Regions from separate parts of the Homo sapiens genome. Here region 2 is linked to region 1. The links are chromatin loops, found by intact Hi-C in ENCODE. Cell type or tissue: left lung. All regions are shown on one strand.

The links. A loop is a pair of places that touch in the nucleus more often than their neighbours do. Peaks named below come from ENCODE experiments on the same cell type or tissue, not always from the same donor. Only the 100,000 strongest peaks of a DNase experiment are listed, where the experiment ranks them.
Region 2: it touches region 1 in a loop (2.3-fold over the local background); 58 of 110 quality-filtered maps call a loop at or near these places.

What each region holds. Positions count from the first base shown.
Region 1 is chr15:89,300,228-89,308,227 of GRCh38, reverse strand. It overlaps FANCI (FA complementation group I), which reads right to left. Exons shown (of 38, transcript NM_001113378.2): 26 at 7,843-7,928; 27 at 6,786-6,902; 28 at 4,313-4,364; 29 at 2,986-3,113; 30 at 2,819-2,887; 31 at 2,530-2,623; 32 at 2,034-2,221; 33 at 699-752; 34 at 556-615. LOC124903548 (a long non-coding RNA gene) reads left to right here and starts at 3,058. Exons shown (of 2, transcript XR_007064749.1): 1 at 3,058-3,143; 2 at 6,441-7,453. RefSeq lists a silencer at 2,843-3,070. In left lung, no CTCF peak of the experiment used is centred here; no DNase peak of the experiment used is centred here.
Region 2 is chr15:89,202,676-89,210,675 of GRCh38, reverse strand. RLBP1 (retinaldehyde binding protein 1) reads left to right here. Exons shown (of 9, transcript NM_000326.5): 9 at 233-807. The coding sequence ends at 391. Among named protein-coding and RNA genes, the nearest start is that of RLBP1, 15 kb to the left of the region's middle. RefSeq lists an enhancer at 3,375-3,444. In left lung, a CTCF peak has its summit at 3,676 (motif pointing left); a DNase peak (open chromatin) is centred at 3,645.

The sequences.
Region 1 (8,000 bases):
ACAGGTCCCACAACAAAGAATTATCTAGCGCAACATGTCAATAGTGGTGAGGTTAAAAAACTGGTTTAAGCAAACAGTAAAGGAGATTCAAGTACTGCAGGAATCTGATGGTATTTAGGACCAAATGACACTTACAAAGCCACGTCCTTCCACTTCCCTGAAAGTGCCCTCACTGCACTGCCGTCTCATCACAACCCTTCTTCATGTGCTTGCTGCTACTCTGCTCACATTCCCAGAGGATGCCTCATGGCATGGACTTTCAGTCACCCAGGAATAAACCAAGTCCTTGAGCCTGAGCATGCTTGTTCCTTCCTTGCTCCAAATGCAAACATATATGCTTCCTTTCTCCAAATTAAGTGAAACAGTTTTCTTTACATAAAGATGTCCTTGCTGCAAAGCCCTCAAGCCTTGGCTTGGTCTCTGATGGGTGCCTCCAGCTTGTGGTAAGCAGGGAAAAAAGTTTATATATGCTCAGTTCAGGTGATCAATAGTCCCCTGGGCATGTAAGAAATCCTTTCTTGAAGACCTATTGGGTACTGCCTCTGAATCTCTTACCTGTACGTAAGAAATGAAAGAATAACACAGGGGGGTCAGATGAGAACCAGACAGCTTCACCTGCACAACAAGGGAGAAGGAAACCAATGTAACCAGCAGTAAAAGTGCTTCCCCCATTCCTAGGAAAGGCATTCTCAACTCACCAGCTTTTCCATATTTTTTGGAATTCCTCCGGAGCTCTGACACACCTGGAGATACTAATAAAAAAAGATTCCTAGATTTAGTAGACTGTCCTATGAAACTACAAGTGACTGCTGCAGTGAGCCTATGGAGTGTGACTCATCATTCTGACTGAAGAGGAAAAACAAAATTCACAGAGAAGCCAAGACACAAGCTTCCTTATTCCTCTCCTCCAAAGCTCCTAAGCTTCCCAGACAATAAGTAATGAAGGGTTTGTTTCTGATTTGCTCATTTCTTTAAAAATTCCTCAGGCTGGTAGTCCCTGCATGTAAAAAACCAACAACTTTGCTGTTTTTCCTTTTAAAGATGCCAATAAAGAGAAGAGGCTCTCAGTATTTCCACTACAGCAGCTTAGCCACATGTAGCTAGAGCTACACATTCTGAGAGAGCCACACTGCTGTGATGCGGGGTGGTCCACATCTTTCTTGGATTATCTGTGCCTTTCTAAGTATTTAATATGGATCATTGCTAGGAACATAAACAGTAAGGGCAGGGTATGCCTTGTATTTTTATAAAAAATAATTTTCTTCCCCACCTTAGTATTTGATCTATAAGGCATTTAACACCTACATGTTAAAGGAATGAAAAAAGGAATAAACATCTCTTTAAGTGTCCAGACTGGTTAGAAATGGTATAATTTCTATGCATTATGGGCCCAGATTTAATTCTAGGATAGTTATAGTTTAGATTAAACCTTAGAAGGTATTTAAAAGAGGCATTCATTCTCAATCAGGTGCCACATACATGCCAAAGAATTAAGGGCCTCCAAAAGCAGATTTTTACTTTATTTTTTTAATTTTTGAGATGGAGTCTCACTCTATTGCCAACGCTGGAGTACAGTGGCACAATCTCAGCTCACTGCAACCTCCGCCTCCTGGGTTCAAGCGATTCTCCTGCCTCAGCCTCCTGAGTAGCTGGGATTACAGGTGCCCACCACCACGCCCAGCTACTTTTTGTATTTTTAGTAGAGACGGGGTTTCACCATGTTGGCCAGGCTGGTCTCGAACTCCTGACCTCAGGTGATCCGCCCGTCTCAGCCTACCAAAGTGCTGGGATTACAGGCATGAACCACCGTGACAGGCCCAAAAGCAGATTAGAATTATAAACTGTTTTTCCCTGGCCTGTGGAGATGCCTGCCACCTACTGACCAAACTAAAATGAAACCATGACCTGCCAAGATGGAGGCAAATGCTCTCTTGTTTAGGGGCATTCTGCAGCAGTGGGCTGCTGCCCCATCCTCATCTCCTGGCTCACTGGGGTAGAATGGTGGGGCGAATCTGCTTGTCTCAAATACTCACATATCTGACAAGGGCTGTAAGTGTGGTGTACATTTTGCACAAGTCCTTTAACAAGGTGTCCACACAGCTGCCTGATGGCAGAGCTGTCTGCACCAGCTCGTGGAAAAATGTAAGCAGAGTTCCCAGTTGCATGATGATAGCTTTCTCAACAGGCTGATTTGGTAGGGTTGCCTGAGAAGAGGCCTCTTCTAAAGGGAAATAAAATTGGCACATTCAAACCCAACTTCGTTTTCTAATTAAGAGTAAAGGAGATTTAGAAATTGATTACTACTAACTAGAAAGTCTTTATGGAAAAACGAACATTCAATATGCAGAGTGAATTAATCGTGCTGTGATAAGACATATGATCTTCTACTTCTTTCATCACATAGGAAAAAATCTAGCTTAAAGGCAAATAAGAAATTTAGCTCAGGGGCTCCATTTTTATGCACCGACCCAATATGAATTTTGACCTTGCTCATGTCAATTCCTGGAATCCCAGTTGAACTTATCTTACCTGATAAGGTTTCTTGGCTCACTTGTCCCTTAAGCTTGGTGATTAGCCAGTCCACTTCTTCTAGAACCTTCTCGGCCTGACTCAGAACAAGTAACTGAAAGAAAAGAGTGCCTGGTGTGATTCACTACACACAGCTGTGGGGGTAATATAATAACTGTGGTCACCTGGCCACCTACAGGTGGGTTACAGGCCTCAGGACACAAGCCGCTATAGGACACAAGTCACTTCACATGGAGTAGAATGGAAAGAATGACAAAGCTATTCCCCATGGCTCAGGTACAACACTTACACAGACAGTGGGGGCAGCCGTTCTCAAATTCACTATTGCAAAGTGGTTTGTTTTCTCCACCTCTACATCCTGGGGAAAAGAAGAGAGGTGAGACCTAATGACAGTAAGGTTGTTCCCTTGACCCCCATCCCCACACAGGGTATTGTACTGAAGGCTCATTATAGTACCTGGTCTATATCTCCCAGATGCCCGTGGATATCCTGGGACAAGTCACGCAGCAGAATGACAGGACTCTTATACGAAACATGCAGGCTGAAGAGCAAGTTCATCAAGCTCTTGCAAAACAAGGCATCCTCTAGGAATAGGAAGAAAAGCAAATTAAAAGGTAAGTTGTGGCCAAGTGCAGTGGCTCACGCCTGTAATCCCAGCACTTTGGGAGGCCAAGGCGGGTGGATCACCTGAGGTCAGGAATTCAAGACCAGCCTCACCAACATGGAGAAACCCCGTCTCTACTAAAAATATAAAATTAGCCGGGCATGGTGGCGCATGCCTGTAATCCCAGCTACTTGGGAGGCTGAGGCACGAGAATTGCTTGAACCCAGGAGGCGGAGGCTGCGGTCAGCCAAGACCGTGCCATTGCATTCCTGCCTGGGCAACAAGAGTGAAACTCTGTCTCAAAAAAAAAAAAAAAAGTTAAGTTATAACCCAGTCAGGTCCCTCAGGTATGTGTACAGGGTGTGTGGGGTGGAGTGCCTAACCAGAACAGGAGGTAGCTTGTCGTGTCTCAGGCACAACATCCCAGTGTTACACATACTACAGCCAAGCAGCTAGTCTGCAATGATGCCTCTTTATCCACATGCCCAAAGAAGGCAGACATTTCCCATCATTAGTTAAGATTACTGTGTAACTAGCATCCAGATCAAGTACATTACGAGTATTCTAGGGACTCCCTCCTAACTTGCCCCGCCAAGGAAACTGCTATCCTGACTTCTAACATCACAGATAAATTTTGTCTAATTTTGAACTTCATCTAAACGGAATTCTACAGTAAGTACCCTTTCTTGTGTCTGGCTTCTTTTGTTTTACAGTACATTTGTGAGATCCTCTCCAAGTTGTGTGTACATGTAGTTTGTTCATGCTTATTTGCTGTATAGGATTCCACTGTGTGAATATATCATAATTCTTTTATCCTTTCTACTGCTGATGAACACTTAGGTTTGTTTTACCTACTAAAATAGTGCTGCTAAGAGAATTCTTCCACATTTTTCTGTTGTGATTCGAATTGTTGAGTCATAGGCATATGTTTAATTTTAGTAGATATTGCTGAACAGTTTTCCATAGTGGTTATACCAATTTCTACCTCCACCCCCAGTGAATGAAAGGTCCAACTACTCTACATTCTTGCCAACAATTCGACTTGGTATTAGGTGTCTGTTTCATTTTGGCCACTCTGGTGAATGTGTAATGAATGGGGAATACCTTTTCTTTTCCAAATGCCACTGGAGGATAGTGATTTTATATAAAGCCTTTAGGAAAACATGGCAGTAAACTTACCCCGGCTGTTTTCCTTGCAAATCTTTGATGTCCAGGATAACATCTGCACAAACTAAATTAGAGATCATTCAGATATTAAAGAAACATGCCAGAGATAGACCTAGGTGTTGTCAGAACAGAAGAGTTCTAGACCTTTCCATATCTAAGCAAATCAGCTGCCAAAACATGTCCTTAGATCTCAAGTGGTAATATATGATGAAGGGCATAAAAATAAGTCCAAAATTCTAAGAATTATGAGAATAATATATAATTTAATTCTCAATGTCTATGTCCTTACTGAGGTCCAAAAGTTTTAGGGTCCTTACACCTGAACTTCCTCTGCTTCTACCATAGTGGTCTAGGGCTAAAGCGCCCTCTTTTCTTTCCCATGCCCCCAGACTCTCCACTTGAGGATATTAGGTTATCAGAAAGGTGTGGGAAAGAGAAAACCTAGCTATAAGAACAGTAGAATTAGCATTTAGAAGCCAAAAGAACAAAGGAGGTTAGAAGAGAGAAGGGCAGAAAAAAGAGAAATAAAAGAGGCAAGAAACCAGACAGCATTTTCTTAGCTAAGTGAAGGAGACTTAAGGTCTTCAGATAGCAAGCATCTGCATCACCAGACACACAGTCAACTTTCTGCTTCAGCAGTTCTTTCAGCTACAAAGGCACCGAAATGCCGTTATACTTAAGTGTAAATGACTAACAAAAATGCAGTTTTGATCTGTTGAGGAAAAGGTAAATTAAGAGGCTAACTGAAAGCTCTCTACAAACTGATATTAAAAGATCTTCAGAATACCGTGCTCAATGAAATAAGCAGGATGCAGAACAAGTTTTTGTGTGAAGAGGGGTAGGATTGGGAATAAAACTCTATATTTACTTGGAAGGGAATAAAGAAGGTTGAAGGACACAAAAAACTAAAGGTGTTTACTTATTTGGGGAGAGGAGGAACTGAACAGATGGAGGACATGGGTGGGGGACACCATTTACCATAAATCTCTTGATAATCTCTGGTTTTCAAATCATAGGACTTTATTACCCATTCAAAATTAAAATTAAAAATTTTTGGCCAGGCGCGGTGGCTCACACCTGTAATCCCAGCACTTTGGGAGGCCGAGGCGGGTGAATCACGAGGTCAGGAGATCGAGATCATCCTGGCTAACACGGTGAAACCCCGTCTCTATTAAAAATACAAAAAATTAGCCGGGTGTTGTGGCAGGCGCCTGTAGTCCCAGCTACTTGGGAGGCTGAGGCAGGAGAATGGCGTGAACCCGGAAGGCGGCGCCTGCAGTGAGCTGAGATGGCGCCACTACACTCCAGCCTGGGAGACAGAGCGAGACTCTGTCTCAAAAAAAAAAAAAATTTTTTTTTAAAGAGACTACCTGAAGTTAAGGGAGAAGGGGTAGGTGGTAAAACGTTTAAAAATCTAAAAGTTTAAAAGTTTAAAAAAGAAAAATTTTTAAATTTTCCTGAACATTTTAGCCTTCCTAAATCCATTTATTTTCTCTCAAATTTCCCCCTGCCCCAATTAGCTATTTCTTTCTCAGTCCTTTCCTCTTTGCAGCAAAAACAGCAGTATGAAAGAACGATGATGAGAGCAAAGTGGGGGTGAGCTGTTTGGAACTGGGATGAAGTAACCAAAGGGACTTTCTTTGGGCAAACCTGGAAGTAGGACGACAGGAAGCAGCTCTGCTTTCTAGTGCCCAAACGCCTTCATACTCCCAGGCTACAGTCTTCTGAGGCAAGGGCTCACATAAAGAGGAGTATACCGCAGGGCTTCATTGTCTTTCTCAAGCCCAGGAAGTAGATGTGGTAGGAGCACACAGTCCTGGGCTCCTGAAGGTACTCTATCATCCTACAGGAAAATTACTCCTGAATGGTACAGACCCCCAACAAGTGGTCCTTCTCTTATTCTTCTGTGTGTGAACGCTCATGTGGGTACACAGCTCTACATCTACGTGTGCACACTTACACAAACATACATACAACCTATCTCTGCAGAGGTGTTTCTGCTTTGGGACTATAGTTACACTTTCTGAATTAATCATCTTTGGTTGAATTTCCTCCAAAGTCAGTACCAGGTAACTGTGCTGAGAAAGTCAACTGCTGAATGTCAACTGCCTTCTTCATAATTAACAAATTTTCTTCTTAGAAAAGAAGTAAACACCAAGAGTGGCAAAGAACACAGGTTTAAGAAGGTTGAAGGCACCAAAGATCAACACAGGATTCTTTCTGTGGTGTTTCACTCTACCCTGAACAAACAAAACAAAAGCAGTATGTTCTTGCCCTGTATGGCTGCATGTAAGTATGCTGTGGTAGACGCATTACACAGGAAAGAATACATCTTATAGGTCTTATATTAACTCAGGTGTATAATTAAACACATTATGTAAAATAAGCTCAATTTCAAGAGGACATTTAGATATACACTTTTATGATGCAATAATCCTTGCCTTCTGAGGAATGCTAAATGGGATTAAGTTAGCGGTACTAGTACCTGAGGAGAGGAGGGCTCCAGTAACTTGGACAAACTGGTAAGAACCGTGACTAGCAGGAGGGCTTCTTTGCTATTAAAATCTTCCTCTTGACTGCTAAGTAAATTCAACAAGGACCTCTGAGAAAGGAAGGCACACACAGCAAGCAATGTTAGCAGACACGTTCCTATCAGGAAGAAGAGGCATCTAGTCAGAGACTCCTAAGACTAGGACAGAAAGAATTCAAAGCTACCAAAATTCTAAGAGGATAAAATCTGAAAATACACCTGAATTGAGCAGTAGTTTCCTAAGCTGTTTTTGACCATAAACCTCTCTGAGAATGCTCCTGAAAACTGACTCTTTCCGTTCCAACCCCATGCAAAATGTAGATAATGAACTATGTACCCAATTTCTGGTGGCTCACAGCTCCCTGGAGCCTATCCATTGATCTCAGGCTTAGACAAGGCACCAAACCCAGCAATGCTTATATACCTTCCCTGTTACCTGAAATAACTATGTATTTGATTATTTGTCAGTGTCTTTCTACTATAATGTAAGCTCCATAAGGATAGGAATATTTTGTCTCTTTTGTTCCCTGCTACATCCCCAGCACCTAGAACTGTTTCTGGCACATGGTAGGAACTTCAGAATTACTTGTTAAATAAAAAACTCCTGTGATAGAACATCCTGATATTTTGACAACTATTGGTTAGAAACTAACAAACTTTATTGTCCAGTGTTTACGTTGTCTGTCAGACCAAGCCAAATTATACCACAGACTCAGAAAACAAAAACACAGACTCTATGCCTTGAAGACTCCTTTCTGTTTACATCAACTCAAACAGTGGTCCTTAGAAGTAATGAGTATTGCAGGTTGGGGTGGCTAAATACCTATCCTCACTAGGGTCCTTTTAAATACATTATCTTCCATTCTGAGAGCTATGTCCTGTTGCCTGTATGACCCAGAAAAAATTCTTCTCCTACTTGGTCACTGTCTGCCCATTCTTACCAGCTGCCCCTGCTAACAGTTCCTTTGCAAAGCCTCTCAGGCCAGTACAGCAGCTTTGCAAGGCTTCTCACCTGAAATTGCCGGATCTGGAATGCTGTTCTCTGAGTGACACTGACATCTGCATCTTCTCTCTCTTCTCCTTCCTTATCTGTGACATCTAGGAATGGAAAAGAAACTCTTGTCTTCTTTGATATAAACTCATACTTTTTGGCCTTTTAATAGCTAAAAT
Region 2 (8,000 bases), 98 kb after region 1:
AATGAGACAAGAGGGCTGAGGGTGGGGCCTCACCTGAGCCCTCCTCACACTCTACCATGGTCCTGAGCTATGTGGATCCCACTGACACCCAACATGGAGACCTGCGGAGAGAGGTGTCGCCAGGCAAAGACTGCACATGATGGGGCTTTGTCCTCCTGCCCCTTTCCTCCCTCAACCCTCATCCTTAGGGCACCTCCTCCTGCTCAGTTCTGTCTCCCTTGCTTCCCTGCAGGTCTTTGTCCACGGGGATGACCTTTCTGGTTTCTACCAGGAGATCGATGAGAACATCCTGCCCTCTGACTTCGGGGGCACGCTGCCCAAGTATGATGGCAAGGCCGTTGCTGAGCAGCTCTTTGGCCCCCAGGCCCAAGCTGAGAACACAGCCTTCTGAAAACATCTCCTGCCAGCTGAACTGTAGTTAGAATCTCTGGGCCTCTCCTCAACTGTCCTGGACCCAAGGCTAGGAAAGGGCTGCTTGAGATGACTGTGGTCCCCCCTTAGACTCCCTAAGCCCGAGTGAGCTCAGGTGTCACCCTGTTCTCAAGTTGGGGGATGGGTAATAAAGGAGGGGGAATTCCCTTGAACAAGAAGAACTGGGGATAGTTATATTTCCACCTGCCCTTGAAGCTTTAAGACAGTGATTTTTGTGTAAGGTTGTATTTCAAAGACTCGAATTCATTTTCTCAGTCATTTCCTTTGTAACAGAGTTTTACGACTTAGAGTCTGTGAAAACAGGCAAGGAGCCCGGGTTAAAATATCCCCCTATTCGCCCCCAAAATGCAATAAAAGAAGATAAAAGAGAGAGGATATATGTTCAAATGATTTGGCAAACGCAGCAGTCCTGGTGGCCTCTAGGCAGGCTGGGAGTTTTCCACACAGAATTCCAGGGTGGAAGAGGCCTGGAAGTGGCTTCATTCAGGGGTGGCCTCCTCCCCTTGCTGAGGTGCAGTCTGACGTGTGTGGGGTGGTCAGGAACTTGGACCTCTTTCCAGGGTGGCAGTCATGTTCCCTCCATCTGTCTGGGAGAAGGAGTCTTTCCACCAAAAGCTGTCTCCTCCAGTCCCCTTGCCTGGATGGACAGTTCTACTTCGAATTATAAGTGGCATCTTCTCTGAGCACTCACTCAGTCCTCAAGTTATAGAGTTAAAGCTCTTTTTTTGTCTTCACTCTCAGGCATTTTACGGTGATGAACTTACACTTTCCAAATCTGCATTTTTTTTTTTTTTTTTTTTGAGACAGGGTCTCACTTGTCACCCAGGCTGGAGTGCAGTGGTGCAATCACAGTTCACTGCAACCTCAAACTCCTGGGCTCAAGCAAGCCTCCTGCCTCAGCCTACTGAGTAGCTGGGACTACAGGCGCATACCACTGCACCCAGCTAATATTTACATATTTTTTGTAGAGGTAAGTGTCTGGCTCTATTGCCCAGGCTGGTCTCCAACTCCTGGCTTCAAGCCATCCTTCCACCTCAGCCTCTCAAGGTGCTGGGATTATAGTTGTGAGCCACCATGCCTGGCCCAAATCTGCATATTTTGACAAATACAAATGCTTTCCTTCTGTGGAGTTGGCTTTCCTCAAGTGCTTGGTGATTTTCAGGTGTGTGCTCATTTCTGTAGGTGAGAATCCCTGTTAGATGCCCTGTTTGCTGAGCATGCTGTTCCCTCTTGGGTAAGTGCTGGCTTCTTCTGGGCATGGGTCTCCTGAGCATTGACAGATACTTTTTCCAAGATGCTACACTCATTTTCCCACATGGAAGCAGACGCTGGCTGGCTAGTGGCAGTAGGCGAGGCTTGTTGTTCCCACCAAGGCATCCCAGTCAATCAACCCAAGACTTGTCTGCTCTTGCCTGTAGGGTCACCCCCATTCTTTGTGGGTATCAAGCACCCTTAGTGCTGCACCTACCTTTTGGGCCAGGATATTCCAACCGTTTTCTGGACTTTGGATTCAATTCAGTCCTATCTGCTTTCACACCTTTGGGAATTTCTCTGATCCACTGAGAGTTCTCTTTCTTGCTTTTCAGTGAGGCTGTGTACATGTTCATGTATATGTCAATGTATACATATGTGTGTGTGTGGGTGTATATATATATATATTTATAAATAGATATATATATGCACTTATTTCTTACATACTTTCTTCTCTCACTCCTAGGGTTTGTAGTGTATGCTCATTACCCAAGAAACTTCCTTCTTTATAACATTCACAGTCAACAAGCCATGGTCATAAAATCCATGAAAACAAAAATGGTATTTACATAGGACTCCTAGGCTGGAGGAGGAATCACAGCAAATTATTATGGGCAGAAGGGTAGGAGATCAACCAGTGAGGATTTTGTCCCAAAAGTTGAGGCTTCATTTTTGCAAATGAAATCTCACATGGAACCTTGGTATTTAAACCTAAAAAGGGCAGGCATGTGGCTCATGCCTATAATCTCAGCACTTTGGGAGGCCGAGGCAGGAGGATTGCTTGAACGTGGGAGTTTGAGACCAACCTGGGCAACATGGTGAAACCCACCTCTACAAAAAATACACAAATTAGTTGGGCATGGTGGTGCACGCCTGTAGTCCCCACTACTCAGGAGGCTGAGGTGGGAGGATCACCTGAGCCCAGGAGGTCGAGGCTGCAGTTAGCCATGGTTGTGCCACTGCACCCCAGCCTGGACAACAGAGGGAGACCCTGTATCAACAAAACAAAACACAACACCAACCTAAAAAGAATGAAGCTGCTCTGGTAGAAGGGGCCTCACCCTGAGAGATCGCTTATGAACATCTGGAGCTAAGAAGGTATTTCAAGTACGAGAACTGTCAATGGTGCTTTGGGGTCATGTGAGAAAGGAATAGAGACTAGTGTTTGCCAAGGTGGAGGGCACTGGTGACCTGCGTGGAGGTGTTGATGGAAGGGGGTGGTGATGAGGCTGAGTTAAATAATTAAAAGGAATGGGTATTTTTGGCCAGGCGCAGTGACTCATGCCTGTAATCCCAGCACTTTGGGAGGCTGAGGTGGGCAGATCACTTGAGGTCAGGATTTGAGACCAGCTTGGCCAACATGGTGAAACCCCATCTCTACTAAAAATACAAAAATTAGCCAGGCATGGTGGCAGGGACCTGTAATCCCAGCTACTCGGGAGGCTGAGGCAGGAGAACTGCTTGCACCCGAGAGGCGGAGGTTGCAGTGAGCCGAGATCGCACCACTGCACTCCAGCCTGGGTGACAGAGAGAGACTCCGTCTCAAAAAAGAAAGAAAAAAAGAATGGGTATCTTTTACGTTTTCATGATATACTTCTAATTTTTCCTTAAGACCTGGGTCCTAAATCTGAGGGAAACACTGGTTGATCCCTATCCACTGACTCCCATCTTCCCCGGAGCCCCGAGCTGCCAGGTGCCCTCCTGGACACAGTCCAGGTCCACTCTGAATTTGTGGCAGCTCTAAATATATAAATGAAATCAGGCACATGCTGAGCAGAAGACTCTTGGGGCAGCCCTAGCTCCTACTCAAACCCGAATGGGATGCTGGGGTCGTCCCTAAGGTCAGCAGGGCTGGGGCCTTAGCCCAGGGACCCCGTCTGATAAGAAAACCAAGTGGCTTTCTGAGGAAGAAGCCATAGGGGTTGGGAATCCCGCGAGCCGGCTCTGAATGTGTGCTCGCGCCGCCCCCTGCTGGCCGTGCCCTGACACTGCCCCTCCAGGGACAAGCTGGGCAGGAGGGTTAGCTGGGTGGGCTGGGCCAGACCTTGCCTGAGAAGGTGGTGCCGCTTTTGGGAAAACGTGTCTGAAGACTACCAATGTTAAAATCTGACGTGCTCAGCTTCACAAAATCCCAGCTGCCTGTGTGTGTGATTCCTACAAATGGCCCCCACATTATTGGAGAGAGACAATAAAATACTCTTTTGAAGGCCACCAGCTATGGGAAGGGGGACAACAAAACGTGAATTTTATGACAACCATTTGGTGCCCATAACAACTTCCTTTCTGGGGATATCTGATTTTTTTTTTTGTTTGTTTGTTTGTTTGTTTTTTTTTTTTTTTTTTTTTTTGAGACGGAGTTTCGCTTTTGTTGCCCAGGCTGGAGTGCAATGGTGAGATCTCAGTTTACCGCAACCTGCACTTCCCGAGTTCAAGCGATACTCCTGCCTCAGCCTCCTGAGTAGCTGGGATTACAGGCATGCGCCACCACGCCCAGATAATTTTGTATTTTTAGTAGAGACAGGGTTTCTCCGCATTGGTCAGGCTGGTCTTGAACTCCTGACCTTAGGTTAGCCTCCCGCCTTGGCCTCCCGAAGTGCTGGGATTACAGGCATGCGCCACCGCACCCGACACTTTCTGGGGACATCTGGGATAAGGCAGGGATTCTGCCTCATCAAAGTAATTTGAGGGTTGGAAGGTTGCAGCAGTGCATTTCTGCCATGCTAATGTGGACGTTGGGAGAATGGAGACAGCAGAGTCTGGAGGCAATTCATCAAGCTGTGGGTGGAGGTCTCAGGAAGGAAGCGGGCACCAGCTTCAGAGAGCCTCTCAATGAGATTGGCCACTGCCTCGGGTTTACCCAGGGGAAAGTGGAGGAGGTTAGTGCTGCCTGGGGGCCTGGCAAAGCCTTACTAGAAGAGGTATACCTTTCTCTTAACTCAAGCTAGCAGGAAAAGAGGTGAAGTGGACTACTGCTGATCCCCCCCCCCCTTTTTTTTTTTTCTTTTTCTTCTCTTTTTTTGAGACAGAGTCTCACTCTGTCACCCAGGCTGGAGTGCAGTGGTGTGATCTCGGCTCACTGCAACCTCTGCCTCCCAGCTTCAAGCGATTCTCCTGCCTCAGCCTCCCGAGTAGCTCGGATTACAGGTGCATGCCACCACACTCGGCCAATTTTTGTATTTTTAGTAGAGACAGGGCTTCACTATGTTGGCCAGGCTGGTCTCGAACTCCTGACCTTAGGTGATCTTCCCACCTCGGCCTCCCAAAGTGCTGGAATTACAGGCATGAGCCACCATGCCTGGCCTCTGATCCCACTTTCGGTTAGGGGTTTGGCTCTGGAGTTGAGGAAGCTCAGAATTGTCAAATCTGGAAGCTTGTGGGATCTCCTGGAGCCTCACTACTCAAAGGGCGGTCCAAGGAGGGCTGGACCTTGGAGCTCCCCATGGGAGCCACATCTCAGACATGCTGCATCAGAATCTGCATTTTTAACAAGACCCCCAGAGGATTGCACATTAAACAACCAATCAGGCCAGGCACAGCAGCTCACACCTGTAATCCCAGCACTTTGGGAGGCTGAGGCGGGAGGATTGCTTAAGGCCAGGAGTTCAATACCAGCCTGGGCAACACAGCAAGACCCTGTTTCTACAAAAAAAAAAAAAAAAAAGGAAAAATCAGCCAAATGCAGTGTAGTTTTAGCTACTAAAGAGGCTGAGGCAGGAGGATCTCGAGTCTGGGAGTTCGAGGCTGCCTGAGCCATGATCACACTACTGCTCTCCTATTAATAATGGGCAACAGAGTGAGACCCTGTCAGAGAGGAGAGAGAGAGAGAGAGAGAGAGAGAGAGAGAGAGAGAGAGAGAGAGAGAGAAGGCAATCAATGCTTACAAAACCGTGGTTGTCTACCTCCCAGCAGGTGGCTCAAATGTGCACTGCTTTAAACCCTGTATGTTGACATATGGAGGTGAGGATATGGAGGAACCCCCACTCTAGTAAGTATTCATATCTGTGGGTTTAAAGGCAAACCTTGCATGTGAGCAGAGAACAGAGAAGAAGGCTGCAGGAGCCCTGTGGGAAGACTGCAGCTGACAGGCTAAATGTCCCAGAATAAGCAAGTTCCACTGTGGGGCTGTGCCCGGAAGTCGCCTTGCCAGTAGGCAGGACATGTATACACCTTGATTTCTCAAGGTGCCCACATATGAAGGAAAAGACAAGGATTAGAGTTTGATGGTGCACACAACGTGGCTCGTCAGCACTTCTGAGCCCAGGAATGTTTTTGGAAACTATAACCAGGACGGGCTCTGCTTTCCTCGCAGCCCATCAGTTAGACGCTTTGATGTGGAGCTGGACCATGTCAGACACTTTGCTTGTAGTTTCTACCTTGGAGATGATGTATGAGTGGGAACAAAACAGATCAAGCCAAACCACTGTCCAAAGTAACATCAGCACTCTGAAAAATATCATCTGAACCTCTCAATTATCCTGAGGTAGGCATTCTTAGTATAATTATTCCCATAGGTAAATTAAATAAATAAATAAATAAATAAATAAATAACAATCCGAGGTTAAATCCTGCTTAGGATCAAAGAGCTAGAAATGGCGAGGATGGGACCCTGACCCAGCAACTCTGGCTCCAAATCTCTCTGGCTCTGTTGTTACTCGTGCTTTGTCTCCAGTGTTTGTTTCACTTATTTCTGGGGATGGGAGAGGTGCAGGCAGAAGGGAGAAGAAACAATGAAATGAGAATTTCATATATTTCAGGTTAATTTCACCAACTATCATCAGATGAGGAGGAAATGACTTTAAGAGGAAACCAGTCTTCAGCAGAGATGCTGGGGTAAATGTGGTAGATAGCATGACTCAAAAGGAAGGTGTGGGTGACACAAAGCCACATGGAGAGAGGTATTTAATTTTATCCCCTTTGGGGAGGGGTTCACCAGTTCGAGGCCAAATTGCCCGTCATGTCTTTCAACCACTCTGATATATGGTAGCACTTTCATGTAACTCCCTCTAAAGACACCCAAGAGAGAAGTGAGGAGGGGAGGCTGTCATATGAAGGGCCATCCAGTAAGGTGTTTGATCCTCACCAAGGGAAAGTACTCCCTATAGGACTAGAGCAGAGAGGCCAGTTAATGAAAGGTAAAATAAAAAGTAGCATGACTGGGGCAGTGAGTGAGGTGTCACTGAACACAAATGCTGTATGGCTGCCTCAGGAGAGGGCAGCTATGTGTGCTACTGGTCCTGCCTGACCACATTGGCATGCAGCTGGCACTGACCTCCCCAATGCCCTGGACCTGAAATCTCTTCCATGTAGTCTTTTCATAGGTAGTATTCTTTGCAAGTTGGTTTTCTTGGGCCAAAATAGTCTGGCTATATTGTGGGGGATATGAATCGAGGGAAAGCTTGCTGACCAGAGAGGGAAGAATTTTGAAATTTGCCACTAGGCATTTTTAGGTTTTGTTAATGCACAACTTCTAAAGCTAACACTCCCCACCCTGCCTAACTTGACGAAGGTTTTGTGTGGCCAAGGAGGGAAGGGAGCTGTGTGTCTCTTGGGGGTGGTAGAACCCTCCTGGCTGAGCCAGTGCTTGGTCCTGGGAGACCCTTAGCTTGGGTTCAGACAGATTCAAAGAAGAAAACACCACCAGCACCCAACCAACCCAATATAATCTTGACTTAGGAAATGTTCACTTAGTCTTTTTTTTTTTTTTTTGAGATGAAGTTTCACTCTTGTGCCCAGGCTGGAGTACAGTGGCGTGATCTCGGCTCACCACAACCACCACCTCCAGGGTTCAAGTGATTCTCCCGCCTCAGCCTACTGAGTAGCTGGGATTACAGGTATGCGCCACCACGCTCAGCTAATTTTGTATTTTTAGTAGAGAGAGGGTTTCTCCATGTTGGTCAGGCTGGTCTCGAACTCCCGACCTCAGGTGATCCACCCGCCTCGGCCTCCCAAAGTGCTGGGATTACAGGCGTGAGGCACCACACCCGGCCTCACCTGTTCTTTTCAAAGAACATTATTGGAAAAGCATACAAATCACACACGGCAAGCACCATTTACACCTTGCCTTGTATTTTGTCTTCATGATCCACTTTAAGAAGTGATTAAAACACTGAGGCTGGGCATGGTGGCTTACAACTGTAATCCCAACACTTTGGTAGGCCAAGGCAGGAGGACTACTTGAACTCAAGTTTGAGACCAGCCTGGGCAACATAGCAAAAAACTAAAAACTAAACAATTAGCCAGGTGCAGTGGCAAGTCCCTGTAGTCCCAGCTACTCGGTAGGCTGAGGCAGGAGGACTGCTTGAGCCCAAGAGGTCAAG